Linked DNA regions of Homo sapiens: all the other regions are linked to region 1. A link is a loop called in an ENCODE intact Hi-C map of the cell type or tissue named here. Cell type or tissue: PC-9. All regions are shown on one strand. Links, peaks and the distances in the headings refer to the core of each region. The heading gives the core; the rest is flanking DNA.

Region 1 (6,069 bases), core at 1,950-4,449:
AAGGGGGCCATGCAATGTGGGGAGCCCAGGAGCCCCGCCTAATTGCAGTGTGAGGGATTTTGGAAGCACTTGCCCCAAGCAGAGTTTAAAATGGAGATGGCAAATGAAGCGCAGAAATCTCTTTGCTCTGGAAACTGGGGTCCCACCCTGGGGACTTCTTTGGGTGAGAAGTCGAAGAGTCGGGATGGATGAGATGACCTTTCACATCTGTGAGTTTTTTTCAAGAGAACAAGTTCCTGCTGAATGGCCTGTTTCTACTCTCCAAGCTGCTCTCATTTTACCAGACTGCCCCCATCCTGGCCTGCCTTTGTGGGTTCAAGGAAGGACCTTTGTCTCAAACAGCTCCCCAGCTAGTTTGACTTCTTGCCAGAAGTAATACCCCTCCCCGAAATATGTGCCATCCCTTTGCTTTTACCCAGGTGTCACCTGGTTCCCACCCTCCCTTCCCCAATCCTGTCCCAGGGTTACCAGAGATGTGAGAAAGGACAGTGCTCCAGCGTCAGAGGTCAAGCCCAGGCTTTGGCCATAAGCAAGCCTCAGGGTAGGGCTAAAGGCTAGAGTCAGGGCTCACACTTGCCAGAGCCCAGGTCAGAGGTCAGCCAGGAACCAGAATGCAATTCTTAGCTTATACTCAGCCTTAGTGCTCAGTCTAGGGGCAGGGGCAGTGTGCTTAGTGGGTGGCTAAATTCTAGTTTTGGTAGGTACATGGGTCTGCATTTCCCAGTAGCTCACACACTCACAGTTGAGATGAGATGACTCAGGTCTTAGAAACCTAGCTATAGCAGAGTGACCCAGGACCTGGATGGGCTAAATCCATGGTGATACAGGGGTCACCCAGTAAGCCAGTGGTAGAGCTGGGACTAGAACCCAGGACTCCTGCCTCTGAGCCTAGGGCCCTGATCACTGTCTCCCAAAATTTGTTCTGAATCTGGGATCCTTAAATTCTAGGAGGCAAAGTAAATTTGCCTGAGCTCTAGATGGGCCCTCCTGGGTGCATCTGACTATACTCTTCTACCTCCCAGTGCCAGGCACATAGTAGTTGCTAGAGGAATGTCTACTGAGTGTCAGGTGCAACGGGAGGAGCCAGTGGCTTGTTCAGATTTGGGGCTGGAGGAGGCTGGCTTGAGGGGAAGGATCTCCAGCTGTTGTCAGAGGAAGCGACGCCCTCATTGGCCTGCCGCCCTCCCCCTCCTCCAGTGCTTGCAGCCACACTCAGAAGCCGCCCAGCTGGCAGCGGGAGGGCCCTTTCCTCTTTCAGGGTGAAAAAAAAGGAAAGGACATTTTTGGTAGAAAAGTTCCCTGCTGCTCCCTGGGAATCCCCGGTGGCCGGATGGACTACGGGATATCCCAGAGGAAGCCGAAAGCCACCCCCGACCCCCCTCCACCCTGCCCCCAGCACAATGCTGCGAGGCTCTCCCACGTTGCACCAGCTGGCCAAGGGGGCTCCCAGAGGTCATCTCGTCCAAGCCCCTGTCTGCTGGTGGGCCTGCAGGGAGCCTCTGCGACCTCTCTCGTGACCAACAGCAAGTCTGAGGGGCACCTGTTTAGAGCCCAGGCCCAGCTCTGCAATGAAAGCAGAAAAGAGACAAAGCAAGATGGGAGGACTGTGGGGGCTTAGCAAGGGGGACTAACATAGCCTGGAAAGAGGGCGGGGCACTGGACCTAGGGGCTGAGGACTTAGATTCCAGGCAGAGGATGCAGAGGTTGAGCAAAGGCTGAGAGGTGACAGGGAAATGATGAATTGGGAAGTCAGAGCCCAGATGATAAGGCCTTGACCGCCAGCTCCCCTATGCCCTTGTCCCTGGCAGGGTATCCTCAGGTCCGAGCCCCTGGACAGCAGCCCCAGGCCCAGCTGGCCATGGCCCTGTGCCTGAAGCAGGTGTTCGCCAAGGACAAGACGTTCCGGCCGCGGAAGCGCTTTGAGCCGGGCACACAGCGCTTTGAGCTGTACAAGAAGGCACAGGCCTCTCTCAAGTCGGGCCTGGACCTGCGCAGTGTGGTGAGGCTACCACCCGGGGAGAACATCGACGACTGGATCGCCGTGCACGTGGTGGACTTCTTCAACCGCATCAACCTCATCTACGGCACTATGGCGGAGCGCTGCAGTGAGACCAGCTGCCCGGTCATGGCCGGCGGGCCCCGCTACGAGTACCGCTGGCAGGACGAGCGCCAGTACCGGCGGCCCGCCAAGCTCTCTGCGCCGCGCTATATGGCATTGCTCATGGACTGGATCGAAGGCCTCATCAACGACGAAGAGGTCTTTCCCACGCGTGTTGGTGAGTGTCACCTGGCGGGGAGGGAGCCACTGGGAGCCCATTCCACAGATGAGGATTTAGTTTGATATAGACACTCTGCAGGGTTGGGGGTTGATTTTCATCCCCATTTTGTGGAAGAGGAAAGCGAGGTTGAAACAGGTTAAGTGCCTTGCTCAAGGTCAAGCATTTGCTAGGACTTCCTGACTCCCAATTTGGGGCTTTTCTTTCTTTTCTTTTTCTTTCTTTCTTTCTTTTTTTTTTTTTTTCTTTTCTGAGACAGAGTTTCGGTCTTTCACCCAGTGGTGAGATCTCAGCTTACTGCAACCTCTGCCCCCCGGGTTCAAGCGATTCTCCTGCCTCAGCCTTCTGAGTAGCTGGGATTATAGGCACCCACCACCACGCCTGGCTAATTTTTGTATTTTTAGTAGAGACAGGGTTTCACCACATTGGCCAGGCTGATCTCGAACACCTGACCTCAGGTGATCCACCCACCTCAGAGGGCTTTTCTTTTCTAAAGCATAAGTGGTCCCACCAAGGACCACTCTGGCAAGACCACAGATGCTGTGATTCTCAGAACCTTCCAGAACAGTTGCCCCGAGGTGTTCATAGCTGATTTGACCTCCAGCCTCCCGGGGTTCCCTCTGACTCCTGGCCTCAGGAAAAGGAGGGAGTTGGTGGTTGGGTGGGCCCTGGTGGTATCATCACCTCAGATTGGGGCTCTGAGGACAGAATTTTCCCTTGCCAGGCACAGGCTGTGGGGCCTTTTCTTATCTCAGCTGGGCAGCCTGGGCGGGTGAGGGTAGGGAGGGGAGATGAGTGATGTCACCCAGGCACTGCTTACCCACCCGAGGGCAGCAGGAGGGGGTTGTTGGTCCAGGAGCTGAGCAGGCATGACACTGTGTTCATCACACCAGCCGCACCTGTAGCTGGGCCCAGCCCCCACCTGGCCTGGAGCTCATCTCTGCAGAGGCTGTGTGGATCAGCGGTGGGTGGGGCAGGGTGGTCAAGCCCTGAGGGGAGAAGTCTGAATGCTGAAGGAAGCTGGGCACTGAGTCACAATTCAATGCCCACGGCTCCTCCCCAGCCAGTGGCCTGCTGTTTCTTGCACTGTCATGCCCGACAAGGAGCACCTTCATTTTACATAGGAGGAAACTTGAGGCTACTGAGGGAAAGTGCACTGAACTGGGAGGAATTCCGAACTGGGGCTCAGATCTGTGGGAGCCCAGGACCCCAAGTCTACATGGGCAGGATATGTCTGAGGAATCTGGGCTGGGCTGGAGGGGCTCAGAGGGAGGGAAGGCTCGACCCCACCTGGGAATGGTGAGGAAGAGGAGGGGGTCTACAGAGCCGGGTGGGCCAGCTGTGGACCTGAATGTAGATTCATAGTCCCTGCTGGCCATACCTCCCTGGGCCTGTGGGACTCCAGGTATCGATGCCTAAAACCCTGGGTGACTGCCACACAGAGAAGAGGGCATAAGCCACCAAGATCTCTGCCTTGAGCATGGGGGACTATGCAGAAGCGGGGCCTTTTTCATGGGTCCCAATATCTGTGAGGGTCGCTGCAGTGCACTGCAAAGAGGGTCTGAATCCAGTCTCCATTCTGCACTGATTAATACTTATGTGGCCTTGGGCTAGCAGCTTCACCTTTATAAGCACTTCTGTTTTATCATATCTAAAGTGACAATCAGACACATCAGGCGAATTGTTCTAAGGATTAGAGGCAAAAGGTGTGAAGGGCCCAGCACAAGGCCTTGCTCATAAATGGAAGGTTCTTCGTGTTGTTGAATATTTGAAGGAATGAGGGCTGTCTGAACTAACTCTTGCAGAATTCATAATTTCCAGGATTGGGGGTCTGAGGACTTCTGTGTGAATGTTGAAAAGAGGAGGGACATGGGGTGGGGCTAGAGAGGGAGGTCAGGATAAGATCATGAAAGGCCTTGAGCAGCGTCCTGCTGGAAAGTTAGGACTTAATCCTGAAGGCCCAGGGATTTTTTAAATGGACCCAGTTGTTGAACTCTCCTTGGAGTTGTATACAAGAGTGTGATGTGAGCATCTCTGCAATTGCACATATTTCTGGGGAGAGTTTAGGTCGTAACTTTTATCATAGTCTAAAAAGGGTTGGTCAGTGACCCCCACAAGTTTGCAAAGCCCTGCTTTAGGTAATGGGAAAATGTGGAAGATGATGTATATTCCAGCAGGGGAGAGCCACAGTCAGATTTGTGCTTCATTAGAAAGAAAAGTATGGCCAGGCACAGTGGCTCATGCCTGTAATCCCAGCATTTAGGAGGACGAGGCAGGTGGATCACCTGAGGTCAGGAGTTCAAGACCAGCCTGACCAACATGGAGAAACCCTGTCTCTACTAAAAATACAAAATTAGCTGGGCATGATGGCACATGTCTGTAATCCCAGCTACTTGGGAGGCTGAGGCAGGAGAATACCTTGAACCTGGGAGGTGGAGGTTGCAGTGAGCCGAGATCATGCCATTGCACTTGCCTGGGCAAGAGTGAAACTCCGTCTCAAAAAGGAAAGAAAAAAAGAAAGGAAGAAAGAAAGAAAAGTATGGGAGAAAGTCAAACCACTCTCTGTTTTCCAAAGGGAAGTGTACTAAAAAGTGTGCTGGGGAAAAAGCCATCCTGGTTGCCTGTGTGTGGGAGGGAAAAGTTGAGCAGAGCTTTGGCACCAGGATACTGATCCCCTTCTGCCCTCCCCTGCCCTCTAGGAGTTCCCTTCCCTAAGAACTTCCAGCAGGTCTGCACCAAGATCCTGACCCGCCTCTTCCGAGTCTTTGTCCATGTCTACATCCACCACTTCGATAGCATCCTCAGCATGGGGGCAGAGGCGCACGTCAACACCTGCTACAAGCACTTCTACTACTTCATCCGCGAGTTCAGTCTGGTGGACCAGCGGGAGCTGGAGCCACTGGTGAGGCCAAGCCCTACCACCCTCCCCTACCAAGGCTAGCCTCTGAGTTTTCACGTCCAAAAGCTGCCTGCTTTAAGTAACTCCAACGCCCAAGTAGATGAATTAGGGGAAGGCAATTCATTTAACAGTGAATTCTGTACTTCAATAGAGAATTCATTCAAGTGTTGGTTTACAAACCCAGATCTGCAGCCTAAGAGTTGGGGTTGCTGGGGGAAGGCCAGGCTCAGACAGAAGAGCAGCTAGGCCCTATGGTTTGGGAAGGGATTGCCTAGTAGGCTGAGCTCTAATTGACCCCTCCCTACCTTGTGTCTCTACAGAGGGAGATGACAGAGCGGATCTGCCACTGAGCCCAGGTCTGGACTTTTTTGGCCATCAGATGGACGATCTGAACATAGGGTGGCTGGCAGAGGGGACCCCCAGGAGCCTGAAGGAATCTGAAGGCACTGGAATCACTCCACACACCCAAAGCCTCTGGACTTCTGGTTCTCAGGAGTCTGCCTACCTGTCGCCCTGACCGCTTGTGGATGGAGAAGGGGAGAGCATCTAGGCAGGCAAACAGAAGGGAAGTGGAGTTAAACCTCTGGCATGAAGTCTGGGAGTAGGGTAGGCTAGGGGGTTTCTTCTATGACACTTGACCCTTCCATGCTGGTTCCCAAGCCTATTGGAGGAATGTGGGTGTGGCCGAGGTGATGGCAAGAAAGGTGCAAGAAAGTGAGCAGTCTGCCTGTGAGTGAGCACAGATGCCGGGGTGTGTGTGTGTGTGTGTGATTTTCACTGTGGGGTGTGTCTGTGAGAGCTAGCTGCCTTACCCCTCCTTGGCACATAGTAGGCCTTCCATAAATGTTGGATGGATGGATAAATAGATTGGGACCATCAGACCATGGGACCATC
Region 2 (6,069 bases), core at 1,259-3,758, 91 kb after region 1:
AAACCCCACCTCTGTCAAAAAATACAAAAATTAGCTGGGCATGGTGATGTGTACCTGTAGTCCCAGCTGCTTGGGAGGCTGAAGTGGAAGGATGGCTTGAGCCCAGGAAGGTGAGGCTGCAGTGAGCTGTGATCATACCACTGCATTTCAGCCTGGGTGACAGAGTGAGACCCTGTCTTTAAAAAAATGAATAGGGACTGAGGCCCAGAGAAGGGCTTTTCCAATAGCCCACAGTCCAAGAGGCAGGCTGGGGCTTGCAGGCTGCGCGGTCCTTTCTAGGCAGCTTACCGAGGGCAGACTGAAGGTAAACCTGAAGGAGGTGAACCTTTCAGACGTCTCGCGGGCCCTGCCTCCACAGGGGCTGTGCATGCTAAGGAGACAGCGAGGGGCGGGCCGATGAGCACCTGCCTTTACCTCCCCTTAATCTCCCGTGTCGTCAAGTTTCCGCCTCAGCCCCCTGTCGTGAAGCTTCTGCCTCAGGTACCCTGGATTCTTCCTGAAGCACTGGGGCTCCTGTGTTCTGGAGTTCTCTTCAGGAGAATCCTAAGGTAAAAAAGAATGTGTTCCCTCCCTCCTGGCTGCCCAGCACATGCTGTGCAGAGGCCAGGAGATGGGCAGGGTGACCTGGGAAGGACCCAGGCCTGCGGGTCTATCGTCCCGCTTAGATGAGACCAACAACAAAGAGCAGCTTGTACACACACTCACACCCACGTGCACCCACACACGCCCACACAGGCTCTTTCCAAGAACAGCTCTTCAAGCCTGGCTGCCAAGATAAAGGAGCCACGGGGCGGTCAACCCCAGGAGGAAATATCGCTTCTGCAACTTTTGTTGTTCAGAGGTCTTTGTGAAATCTCCAGACTCTTCTTGGAAAGGATCCCAGGCTGAGGTGGCAGTTTCCCGCAGCGGGAGACATGGGTGAGGGCCACGCAGCCTCCCCGGCCTGGAAGGAGCTGGGGGAGGAGAGCCCCAGGGGGCCGGGCTTGGAGTCATTAGTGGTGGCAACAGAAGCTTAATCCTTCACTTCCATTATTACCGCACTCAACTCCCACAAGCCTGGGGGTAGACAGAGACCTCCCCATTTTACAGATGATGAAACAGAGGTTCCCAGAAGCCTAGCAGCTTATTAAATAGTCCACAGTGAGTCAGTGCTAGAAATGAAACTGTGACTGACTTGGCACCAGTCACAGACTGAGCCGGCCCTGCCCCAAACTGAGTCCTGCCATGGCCCATTCTGAGCTCCAACTCTGACCTCTAATCGAGCTGTGTCTTGCCCTAGATTGATCCTGAATCTAGCCTCAGATTGCCCCTCCTGTTAGCCGTAAGCCCTTCGAGGTCAGAGACGTGTGCACTTCTCATTCACCCCTGCTCCTTTACGTGGATATATGTGTGATTATTTGAGTAATCTCCATTTTATCCATTAGACTATATATAGGGCCAGGAACTGAGTCTACTTTTGTTTAGTGGCACTTATCATAATGTAATAAGTGCAATAATAACAAGCAAGTATTGGCCGGGCGTCGTGGCTCATGCCTGTAATCCCAGCACTTTGGGAGGCCAAGGTGGGTGGATCACTTGAGCTCAGGAGCTAGAGACCAGCTTGGGCATAACAGTGAGACCTCATCTCAAATAATAAAAGTAAAAACAAATTTAAAAAAAAAAAACAAGCAAGTATTGAGCATTTACTAAATGCCAAAATTGTGCTAAGTGTTTTACAGATGTTATCTTTTATTCCTAACAAAGAACCCTGAAGTAGGCATTATCATTCGCCCCACTTTACCAAGGAGAATACTGAGCCCCAAGGTGACACTAGGAGGAGGTGTGTATAGGATGCTCTTGGTAGTTCCCTCCACCCCTCACACTCAGTTGCCTGATGAGGAATGGGGTGGAGAAGGAAACCGTGGCTGGAAGAGGAAGTGGTGGCCCTTGGGCAGGTGGGAGAAGCAGAGGGCTTTCTGGAGGCCTTGGGTTTCTGAAGCCACAGAAGGGCCAGTGACTTAGCTGAAAGAGATGGGGTGGGCTGGGCACTGTGGCTTACACCTGTAATCCCTGCACTTGGGGAGGCTGAGGCAGGCGGATCACCTGAGGTCAGGAGTTCGAGACCAGCCTGGCCAACATAGTGAAACCCCCTGTCTCTACTAAAAATACAAAAAAATTAGCCAGGTGTGGTGGCAGGCGCCTGTAATCCCAGCTGCTTGGGAGGCTGAGGCAGGAGAATTGCTTGAACCTAGGAGGCAGAGGTTGCAGTGAGCTAAGATCACACCATTTCATTCCAGCCTGGGCAACAAATGCAAAACTCTGTCTCAAATAAATACATAAATAAATAGAAATGGGGTGGGAGTGAGACCAGCTATATATTTTATGGGGTCCAGGGCAAAATGAAAATGCAGGGCCCCTTGCTTAAAATGTAAAGATTTCAAGATGGTGACATCAGAACATTGCGGGCCCTCTGAGCCCAGGGCCCTGTGTGACTGCATGGGTCACACGCCCATGAGGCTGCTGCAGGAGGGAGCATGCTGTGAAGAGGTGGGCTCAAGGCAGCCCCTTGGGGTGGATGTGTGGGTTGGTGCACATGGGTGTTCACATGGCAGCTGGGACCAGTGTCTGACTCTTATGTGGGCATTTGGGTGGCATCTTCCACAATCACAGGGCAGCCGCCACCAAGTCTCTGTGGGCACCAGGCCAGCAGTTTGGCTCGAGAGGCTGTCTGTACAGGGGAGCTGGTGCCACTGAGCATTCAGGGGCTGTCTGGAGTGTGAGCAAGCCGGGAAGAATGCATGTCTGGGGGTGGAGCGGGTGTGTGGAGCATCAGGCGACAGAGCGTGGCTGTGTGTCTGCCGGTTTGCAGTGGGGCTGTGTACACAGGCATGAGAGACAGGGAGACAGACACCCTGGGATTGTGTGGTCCAGTGCAGAAGTCAACATGTCCCAGGGGTGTGAGAGGATGCGTGTGTGCGTGTGTGCTGTGAATGTATGGGGAATGTGTGTGAGAGGCTGTCAGTGTGTGGGGGCGTGTATGCCTATTCCCACGTGCCTTCCTGGGTGCTGGCCCTTGCTGTCTTCCTTATTGTGAGGCCTCCCAGGTGAAGACCTCTCCAGCCTGCCTCAGCCCAGCCCCCAGGCCTTTGTGGGACCAGGTCCCCTCTCAGAGCGACATTCCTGCCTGCCGTGGGGTGGGCAGCCCCACAGAGCTGCCTCCTAGGCTGCTGGGGTGATCCCTGGCCAGTGGTGTCAGGTTCCCAGTGCTGAGCCCTCCCTCTGCAACCCTCTGAGGGCCTTTGTTGGAAGTTCAGACACACTTGTCAGGGGGGCGGGTAGAAGGCCACCTCCTAATCGGCTTTCCCAGAAGCTAAAGGAGAATGAGTGATGGGGGTGGAGGGCTCCAGCCCAGAGCAGCTCTGTGGGAAAGAGATGAGGGAAGTGCCCAGCCCTAAAGGGGTCCATTCCCCAGACCCTCTCAGCAGGGGCCCCTTCCCTGAGGGCCCCTAAGGAACCAGACCCCTGAGCTGCAAGAACATTGGCCAAGGCCTAAGAGAAGGGGGAACTACCGGGCGCCATGGCTCAGCCAGGCGGTGGCTCACGCCTGTAATCCCAGCACTTTGGGAAGCAAAGGCAGGTGGATCACCTGAGGTCAAGAGTCTGAGACCAGCCTGGCCAACATGGTGAAACCCGTCTCTACTAAAAATACAAAAAATTAGCCAGGAGTGGTGGTCAGCGCCTGTAGTCCCAGCAACTGGGGAGGCTGAGGCAGGAGAATCCCTTGAACCCGGGAGGTGGAGGTTGCAGTGAGCCAAGACCGCACCATTGCACTCCAGCCTGGGCAACAAGAGCAAAACTCCATCTCAAAAAAAAGAAAGAGAGAACATGGGGAATTTGGAGAGAAGCTTCGGGGAGCCCCCTACCTTTCCCATTTCCCCCACCATGGGCTATCTGAGCACCAACGGCATGCTGGGCCTAGAACTGCTCAGCTTCTCAGCCTCCCCAGTGCCTTCTCCTTTTTACCTCCTCTGAGTCACCCAGGAAGCAGGCTGGACCTGGTTAAAGATTCCTATTCAACAGAATAGGAAACTGCAGACCAGAGAGGGATAGTTATTTGCCCTCAGTAAACAGCAAGCCAGGCTTAGCTCATCCTGGCTCCACCAGTAGCTTCTTCTTCTCTTTGTGGTCAGCGTTTCCCTGAGGTCCCATCCTCTGCTTCTCTCTCTGTAATCTCATTTAGCAACGTGGCTTCATTCACCATCTCCCTGTGACAACCATCAAGGCTAAGAGCATGGATTCTGAGGCCAGCCAGGTTCATCCCTTGGTTGGCCCATGACTAGCTATGTGGCCCCTCAGCAAGTTATTTAACCACTCTGTACCTCAGTTTTCCCATCTGTAAATGAGGATAGTAATAGTACCTACCTCATAGAGTTGTGTAAGGATTAAGTGACTTCTTTTATTTATTATTATTATTATTAATTATTTTTTGAGACAGAGTCTCACTCTGTTGCCCAGGCTGGAGTGCAGTGCTGCAATCTCAGCTCACTGCAATCTCTGCCTCCCGGGTTCAAGCAATTCTTCTGCCTCAGCCTCCTGAGTAGCTGTGAATACAGGTGCCTACCACCACGCCCGGCTAACTTTTGTATTTTTAGTAGAGTCAGGGTTTCACCCTATTGGCCAGGCTGGTCTTGAACTCCTGACCTCATGATATGCCCGCCTCGGCCTCCCAAAGTGCTGGGATTACAGGAGTGGGCCACCATGCCCAGCCAAGTGGCTTCTTACGTGTAAGGTGCCAGGCACAGAGAAAGTCTGTGTCAGCAGCAGAGACAGACCCTACATCTTCCCTTGAATAAATAGAAGTCTCCTCAAATGCAGCAAACAAGACTACCCTGAGCTCAGGATCATTTTCGGACACTCACTCCACTCCAACAGAGTAGGGGTCTCCATCTACCCTATTGCCTGGCCAGAGACTTGAAAGTACCCTTGACCCTCCCCATCCTGCTTAAAATCACCACAACAATTTTCCTTCCGAAATCTCTCATCAATCAGACCCCTGCTCTGCACTCCCTCCCCCAGTCCAGATGGATGCCACCCTCCTCTCACCAGGACGTGACAGATACTGGCCTCCTCTCTGATCTCCTGCCCCCACCTCCTTCTCATGAGCCACCATGCAGCGAAAGTGGGGGTTACTAAAATACGCATAGATCACCCCACTCCCTCACTGGGAATAGCTTCCAGTGCCTCCCACACCCTTGGCCCTTGGGCTTCAGTCCAAGGTCCTTGTTTCCCTCCTCATCCTCACTGGCTGGCACCACCCCCACCATCCTCAAGCCCCACCCAGACAAGTCCCTTGTTCTTTCAGGGCTCAGGGCTTTGGCAAGCTGGCTCAATCCTGCAGCTTTCTATGAGCTATGCCTCTCCCAGGGCACCCTTCTCTTTGACTTCCTGGTGAACACTGGACCCATGAGACTCAGGTCAAAAGTCTCCCTCCCAAGGGGCCTTTCTGATCTCCCTAGACTGAGCTAGGGGTCCTCTTCTGTGCTCCCACAGGTATCCTTTTTTTTGTTTGTTTTTTGTTTTTTGTTTTGAGACAGAGGCTCGCTCTGTCGCCCAGGCTGGAGTGCAGTAGTGCCGTGGCTCATTGCAACCTCCGCCTCCCAGGTTCAAGCAGTTCTTGTGCCTCAGCCTCCCGAGTAGCTGAATAGCTGGGATTACAGGCACACGCCACCACACCTGGCTAATATTTGTTATTTTTAGTAAAGACAGGGTTTTGCCATGTTGGCCAGGCTGGTCTCGAACTCCTGACCTCAGGTGATCTGCCCACCTTGGCCTCCCAAAATGCTGGGATTACAGGCGTGAGCCACTGTGCCCATCCCAAGGTCTCCATTTTTTGAACACCATATCACCCTGTGTTGTAGTGTTTTCCTTACTTGTTTCTATGTAGCCAGCTCCCAGCACAGGCATAGGCATACAGCAGGTGCTCTGTGTATGCTGAGTGCATGAGTGATTTGAACTGCAGTGTTACCAGGGTACCCTTTATGCCAGGGAAGGTGTGTCCCTTGGGGCTGAAGTACGTAGGAGGCAGTCAAT
Region 3 (6,069 bases), core at 1,223-3,722, 730 kb before region 1:
CCAGGCCTGGCTAATTGGGAGGCCGAGGCGGGCAGATCACCTGAGGTCAAGAATTCAAGACCAGCCTGGCCAACATGGTGAAACCCTGTCTCTACTAAAAATACAAAAATTAGCCAGGTGTGGTGGCAGGCACCTGTAATCCCAGCTACTCGGGAGGCTGAGGCAAGAGAATTGCCTGAACCCAGGAGGCGGAGGTTGCAGTGAGCCGAGATCACCCCACTGCACTCTAGCCTGGGTGGCAGAGCAAGACTCCATCTCAAAAAAATAAAATAAAAAATAATTAGCCAGGCCTGGTGGTGTGAGCCTGTAGTCCCAGCTACTCTGAAGGATAAGGCAGGAGGATCGCTTGAGCCAAGTGGCTGCAGTGAGCAGTGATAGAGCCACTATACTCCAGCCTGGGGGACTGAGCAAGACCCTGTCCCCAAAAAATAAAAATTGGCCAGGATCAGTGGTTCACACCTGTAATCCCAGCACTTTGGGAGACTGAGGTGGGTGGATCATGAGGTCAGGAGAGCGAGACCATCCTGGCTAACACGGTGAAACTGTCTCTACTAAAAATACTAAAAAATTAGCTGGGCGTAATCCCAGCTACTCGGGAGGCTGAGACATGAGAATCGCTTGAACCTGGGAGGCAAAGGTTGCAGTGAGCCGAGATCACACCATTGCACTCCAACCTGGGCGACAGAGCAAGACTCTGTCCAAATAAATAAATAAATAATAAAAAATAAAAATAAAAATCTTAAAGTAGACTCTATTAGTCCATTCTCACACTGCTATAAAGAAATACCTAATGAAACACTGTCTCTGCTAAAAACACAAAAATTAGCCAGGCGTGGTAGCACACACCTGTAATCTCAGCTACTTGGGAGGCTGAGGCAGGAGAATCTCTTGAACCTGGAAGGCAGAGGCTGCAGTGAGACAAGAGAGTGCCAAGGTTCTCTAGCCTGGGGGTGACAGACTGAGTGAGTCTCTGTCTCAAAACAAACAAACAAACAAAAAAACACAAATGAATTAAATCTATAGGTAAAGAACTGAAAGGATATCTATGATACAGTCAGCAAAAAATACACTAATCTCACTTGAAGGTAAAAAATATAAATATTTGCATTTTTGTTCACAAGAACATTGAGAAAGAGATGGGAAAGCAGTTCATAACAAGCAGTTACTACTGGTGATCTCAGGATTAGAAAAGATGTAACATTTTCCCTATGGGCATGTGTTACTCTTATAACTTAAAATGGAAAGGCAAAAAATGAAAGTTTTCAAAATTAAGGGCAGTAAATAATCTGAAGATCTCCCCTCCTCCAAGTTCTTAACAAAAATCCCATGTCATAAGCACCCTTAATCAAACAGTGGTGCTTCTGAAGAGTCAAGTATCCTGTGGACCAGATAATGTAAACTTTCTTAAAAAAGAAAAAATTTGCCAGGCATGGTAGATCATACCTGTAATCCCAACACTTTGGGAGGCTGAGGCGGGCGGATCACCTGAGGTCAGGAGTCCGAGACCAGCCTGACCAACATGGAGAAACCCCGTCTCTACTAAAAATACAAAATTAGCCGGGCATGGTGGCGCATGCCTGTAATCCCAACTACTCAGGAGGCTGAGGCAGGAGAATCGCTTGAACCCAGGAGGCAGAGGTTGTGGTGAGCCAAGATCGTGCCACTGCACTCTAGCCTGGGCAACTCAAACTCTGCCTCGAAAAAAAAAAAATTATTATTCCACCAGAAGGAAAGAAGCATATTCTTAAACACTGGACCTTAATATCCAGTGGATTTTCCTATCTAGTTTCTTCTGAATGCTGCTCTGTTTGAGAATTTGTAATGAGGAGCTTGGAAATCTGCTCAGCAGATTTTCACAACCATATCATTGATTCATTCATTGAGAGTAAACAAAAGTGTTACATGAGAAATCTGAGGAAGACAGGCTGGGTACGCTGGCTTACGATGCAATCCCAGCACTTTGGAGACTGAGGTGGGAGGATCGTTTGAATCCAGGAGTTTGAGACTAGCCTGTGCAACATAGGGAGACCCCATTTCTCTTTTTTTTTTTTTTGAGACGGAGTCTTGCTCTGGGGAGACCCCATTTCTACAAAATAAAAAAAATTAGCTGGGCATGGTGGCATGCACCTGTAGACCTAGCAACTTGGGAGGCTGAGGTGGAAAGATCAGTTGAGCCTGGGAGGTGGAGGCTGCAGTGAGAATGAGCCACGATTGTGCCACTGCACTGCAGCCTGGGCAACAGAGGGAGAGCTCATCTCAAATAAATAAATAAATAAATAGGAAAGAAAGGGAAAGGGGAGGGGAGGGGAGGGGAGGGGAGGGAAGGGAAGGGGAGGGGAGGGAAGAGGGCAGCCGGATGCGGTGGCTCACGCTTGTAATTCCAGCACTTTGGGAGGCTGAGGCAGGCGGATCACCTGAAGTCAGGAGTTTGAGACCAGCCTGGCCATTATGGTGAAACCCCATCTCTACTAAAAATACAAAAATTAGCCACGCGTTGTGGTGGGTGCCTGTAATTGCAGCTACTCAGGAGGCTGAGGGAGGAGAATCGCTTGAACCCGGGAAGCGGAGGCTGCGGTGAGCCGAGATCATGCCACTGCACTCCCGTCTGGGCGACAGAGTAAGGCTCTGTCTTAAAAAAAAAAAAAAAAAAAAAAAAGGAAAGGAAGAAAGAAAAAGAAATCAGAGGAAGACATTCAAACACTTCTGGTCCTTAAAATGGGAGAGCCAACTGCCACTGGAGCGCCCTCTGGGGATCGAATTTTTAAAAATTTTACATCTTCAGGACAAACAATAAACTCTATGAATCCAACGTATTCAACTTATAATTCAATAAGTGCTTAATAAGCAGTTACTATGTGTCAGGCACAATGTTCAACACTGGGGACACAAAGATAAATGAAATCAAGTTTCTGATTTATATATGCTTAAAGTCAATTATCATCCAAAACTTTTTCTAAGTGCAGTAAGTAGGATGGCCAGGCAAAGTAAGAGTTACCCACACAGGCCCTGGAGGAAGTTGACACAGATGATAAAATGCTTCTTGGGTGAGGCCAGGCGCAAAGGCTCATGCCTGTAATCTCAGTACTTTAGGAAGCTGAGGCAGGTGGATCACCTGAGGTCAGAAGTTCGAGACCAGCCTGGCCAACATGGCATTCATGGTGGCATGTGTCTGTAGTCCCAGCTACTTGGGAGGCTGAGGCAGGAGAATCTCTTGAACCCAGGAGGCGGAGGTTGCAGTGAGCTGAGGTCACACCACTGTACTTCAGCCTGGGCAACAGAGTGAGACCCTCTCTCAAAAAAAAAAAAAAAAGTTTTCTGGGTGCTACAGAAAGCAATTTGGCATGGTTATAAGCTTTAGTCATAATTTGTTTATGTAAGCAAAATGTTCACAATCTTTAAAAGAGAGGTTTAAATATTTCTTCCAACTAATGCATGTAAAATGGTGGTTATTTTCAAATATAAATTTAGGTTACATTGACATAATTTCATTTGGGCCAAAACAACAAATATAAATAAAGCTTAATTTTAAAAATTCAAGAATGACACAGTATTCCCATCATGATTTTATAACTAAATTATTGCACAATAATTCCATTCTGGAAACTTAACTCTAAGTATCACACTGATTTAGAAAATAGCTCATTTTCAAAAACAAATTCAGTATTAGAGGATACAGATTTACAAACAATTAGAAAATAAAACAAATTCTCCAAGTCTGGGTATTTGGTAAAAAAAAAAGAAAAGAAGAAAAAGAAAGAACAGGAAGGAGGGAGGGAGGGAAGGAGAGAGGGAGGGAGGGAAGGAGAGAGGGAGGGAGGGAAGGAGAGAGGGAGGGAGGGAGGGAAGGAAGGAAGGAAGGAGAAAAGCAAACAAAACTGAAAAACATCAGTACAAATAAATGTGCAAAATCAATCCCAAAACCTCCCTCCAATCTTTCCTTCCCAGTACAGAACACTCTCAGAAGACACTGTATCAGATTTGCCTTTACCTTCTCTAGGTCTCCAGGAGCAATTTGCAGAGCAGAATTCACCTCCAGAGAAAAAATACCAGCTTCCCTCTAACAATACCCACTTCACTAATTTCAGTGCCTTAGAGAGCAAGATATCCCTAAGGGTTTTTGGTTTTCTCTTTTTCTTCTCTTCCTGTCAACTGAAGATTCTGTAGCTAGGACTCAAATATGTACTTCTGGCAGCCTGAGTTGGAAATCAACATACTAAAGTAACAATTTCAGGTGCCCTGTGAGCTGCATTAGCTTCAGCCAGATTAATTGGAGAATTTACCGTGGATTTATGTAATTTTTTTCCTACAGGAAAAAAACCTCCAAAACTTACATTATTTTGGAATTTAGTTTATAATTGCCTGTATAAAAAAATATTGAGTCAAAATAAAGAGATTCACAAAGGAAAAAAACAACATACCGCTGACTTCACTAACAATAGATATTCCAGGCCGGGCACAGTGGCTCACACCTGTAATCCCAGCACTTTGGGAGGCCAAGGTGGGTGGATCACGAGGTCAGGAGTTCGAGACCAGCCTGGCCAACATAGTGAAACCCCGTCTCTACTAAAAATACAAAAATTAGCCGGGCATGGTGGCGCGCACCTGTAGTCCAAGCTACTCGGGAGGCTGAGGCAGAGAATCGCTTGAATCCAGAAGATGGAGGCTGCAGCGAGCCAAGATTGCCCCACTGCACACCAGCCTGGCCGACAGCGTGACACTTCGTCTCAAAAAAAAAAAAAAAATAGATATTCCAGTGTCTGTCTAGCCAGCTAGGGAATAGCAATTGCTAAATTATAAACTATTTGGAATTAGTTGATTGACAGCTTAATAAAGTTTATGGCAACTAGACTCAAGAGAATACTTTTCATTAAAGAAGATAACAGTTTAAGGTCAAATAATTGTTGAAATCTTAATAATATAATACATTACAGAACATATCTCATCATGGAATCTTGTAACTGATAATTAACAAGTTTAAAATATTATTTGCCATTACTGAACAGAATAAAGAATAATTGCAGAATGTGTAGATTATTTCATTTATGTATTTATTTATTTATTTATTTTATTTTTTTGAGATGGAATCTCGCTATGTCACCCAGGCTGCACTGCAGTGGCGTGATCTTGGCTCACTGCAAGCTCCGCCTCCCCGGTTCATGCCATTCTCCTGCCTCAGCCTCCCAAGTAGCTGGGACTACAGGCGCCTGCCACCACGCCCGGCTAATTTTTGTATTTTTAGTAGAGATGGGGTTTCACCTTGTTAGCCAGGATGGTCTCAATCTCCTGACCTCGTGATCCACCCGCCTGGGCCTCCCAAACTGCTGGGATTACAGGCGTGAGCTACTGCGCCCAGCCCTGAATGTGTAGATTATTTTTTAACCAGTGTAGTAGTATGGGTATTATTAATTTAGGTACAGATATTTTAAAGGCATATTATGATTCAGAAACAGCATACTGTATTTAAATGCATTCAAATATAACACGCATAAAGTAATTTAAAAGAAAAATACTATTTTGCAATAAAAATAACCAGGCCAGGCATGGCGGCTCATGCCTGTAATGCCAACACTTTGAGAAGCCAAGGCAGTAAGATCCCTTGAGTCTGGGAGTTCGAGACCAGCCTGGGCAATATAGTGAGCCCTGGTTTCTACAAAAACCTGAAAAAAAGTTAGCAGAGAGTGGCAGTGCACACCTGTCATCCCAGCTACTTGGGAGACTGAGGTGAGAGGATGGCTTGAGCCCAGGAGGCAGAGGTTGGAGTGGGCCAAGATGGTACCACAGCACTCCAGCCTGGGTGACACAGAGAGACTCGATCTCAAAACAAACAACAACAACAAAACCCACCAATAAAAATAACCAATATAATAAGATCAGGAAGTTTAAAGTAGAGGTAATAAGATCAGAAGTTTAAAGTGGAGAAAAAAACTATCTGCATCTGTCTCTGTGTGCCAGATATTTTACCTCATTTAATATTCACAAATACCATACAAAACAGCCATTTCTATGTTTTCCCTTTTCACAGGGAACTAAAGGCAACAACATCTCTGGGCCTAGAGAAACAGTAAATGG

The links. Hi-C counts contacts between places; a loop is a spot of excess contacts. Peaks named below come from ENCODE experiments on the same cell type or tissue, not always from the same donor. Only the 100,000 strongest peaks of a DNase experiment are listed, where the experiment ranks them.
Region 2: it touches region 1 in a loop (7-fold over the local background); 8 of 110 quality-filtered maps call a loop at or near these places.
Region 3: a loop joins it to region 1, with 3 times the contacts of the local background. A loop is called at or near these places in 4 of 110 quality-filtered maps.

What each region holds. Positions count from the first base shown.
Region 1 is chr1:46,609,111-46,615,179 of GRCh38, reverse strand. It overlaps MOB3C (MOB kinase activator 3C), which reads left to right. Exons shown (of 4, transcript NM_201403.3): 2 at 1,809-2,276; 3 at 4,976-5,178; 4 at 5,496-6,069. The coding sequence starts at 1,859. The coding sequence ends at 5,525. Among named protein-coding and RNA genes, the nearest start is that of MOB3C, 4.7 kb to the left of the region's middle. RefSeq lists an enhancer at 1,296-1,919. In PC-9, for the core only: no CTCF peak of the experiment used is centred there; a DNase peak (open chromatin) is centred at 3,249; H3K4me3 peaks cover 587 bases; H3K27ac peaks cover 2,500 bases.
Region 2 is chr1:46,517,398-46,523,466 of GRCh38, reverse strand. No RefSeq gene overlaps it. Among named protein-coding and RNA genes, the nearest start is that of TMEM275, 15 kb to the left of the region's middle. RefSeq lists enhancers at 1-295, 296-1,247, 5,679-6,069 and a cis regulatory region at 219-1,291. In PC-9, for the core only: no CTCF peak of the experiment used is centred there; DNase peaks (open chromatin) are centred at 2,766 and 3,246; H3K4me3 peaks cover 696 bases; H3K27ac peaks cover 2,500 bases.
Region 3 is chr1:47,336,289-47,342,357 of GRCh38, reverse strand. All of the region lies in intron 1 of CMPK1 (cytidine/uridine monophosphate kinase 1), which reads right to left. Among named protein-coding and RNA genes, the nearest start is that of CMPK1, 5.5 kb to the right of the region's middle. In PC-9, for the core only: a CTCF peak has its summit at 2,747 (motif pointing left); no DNase peak of the experiment used is centred there.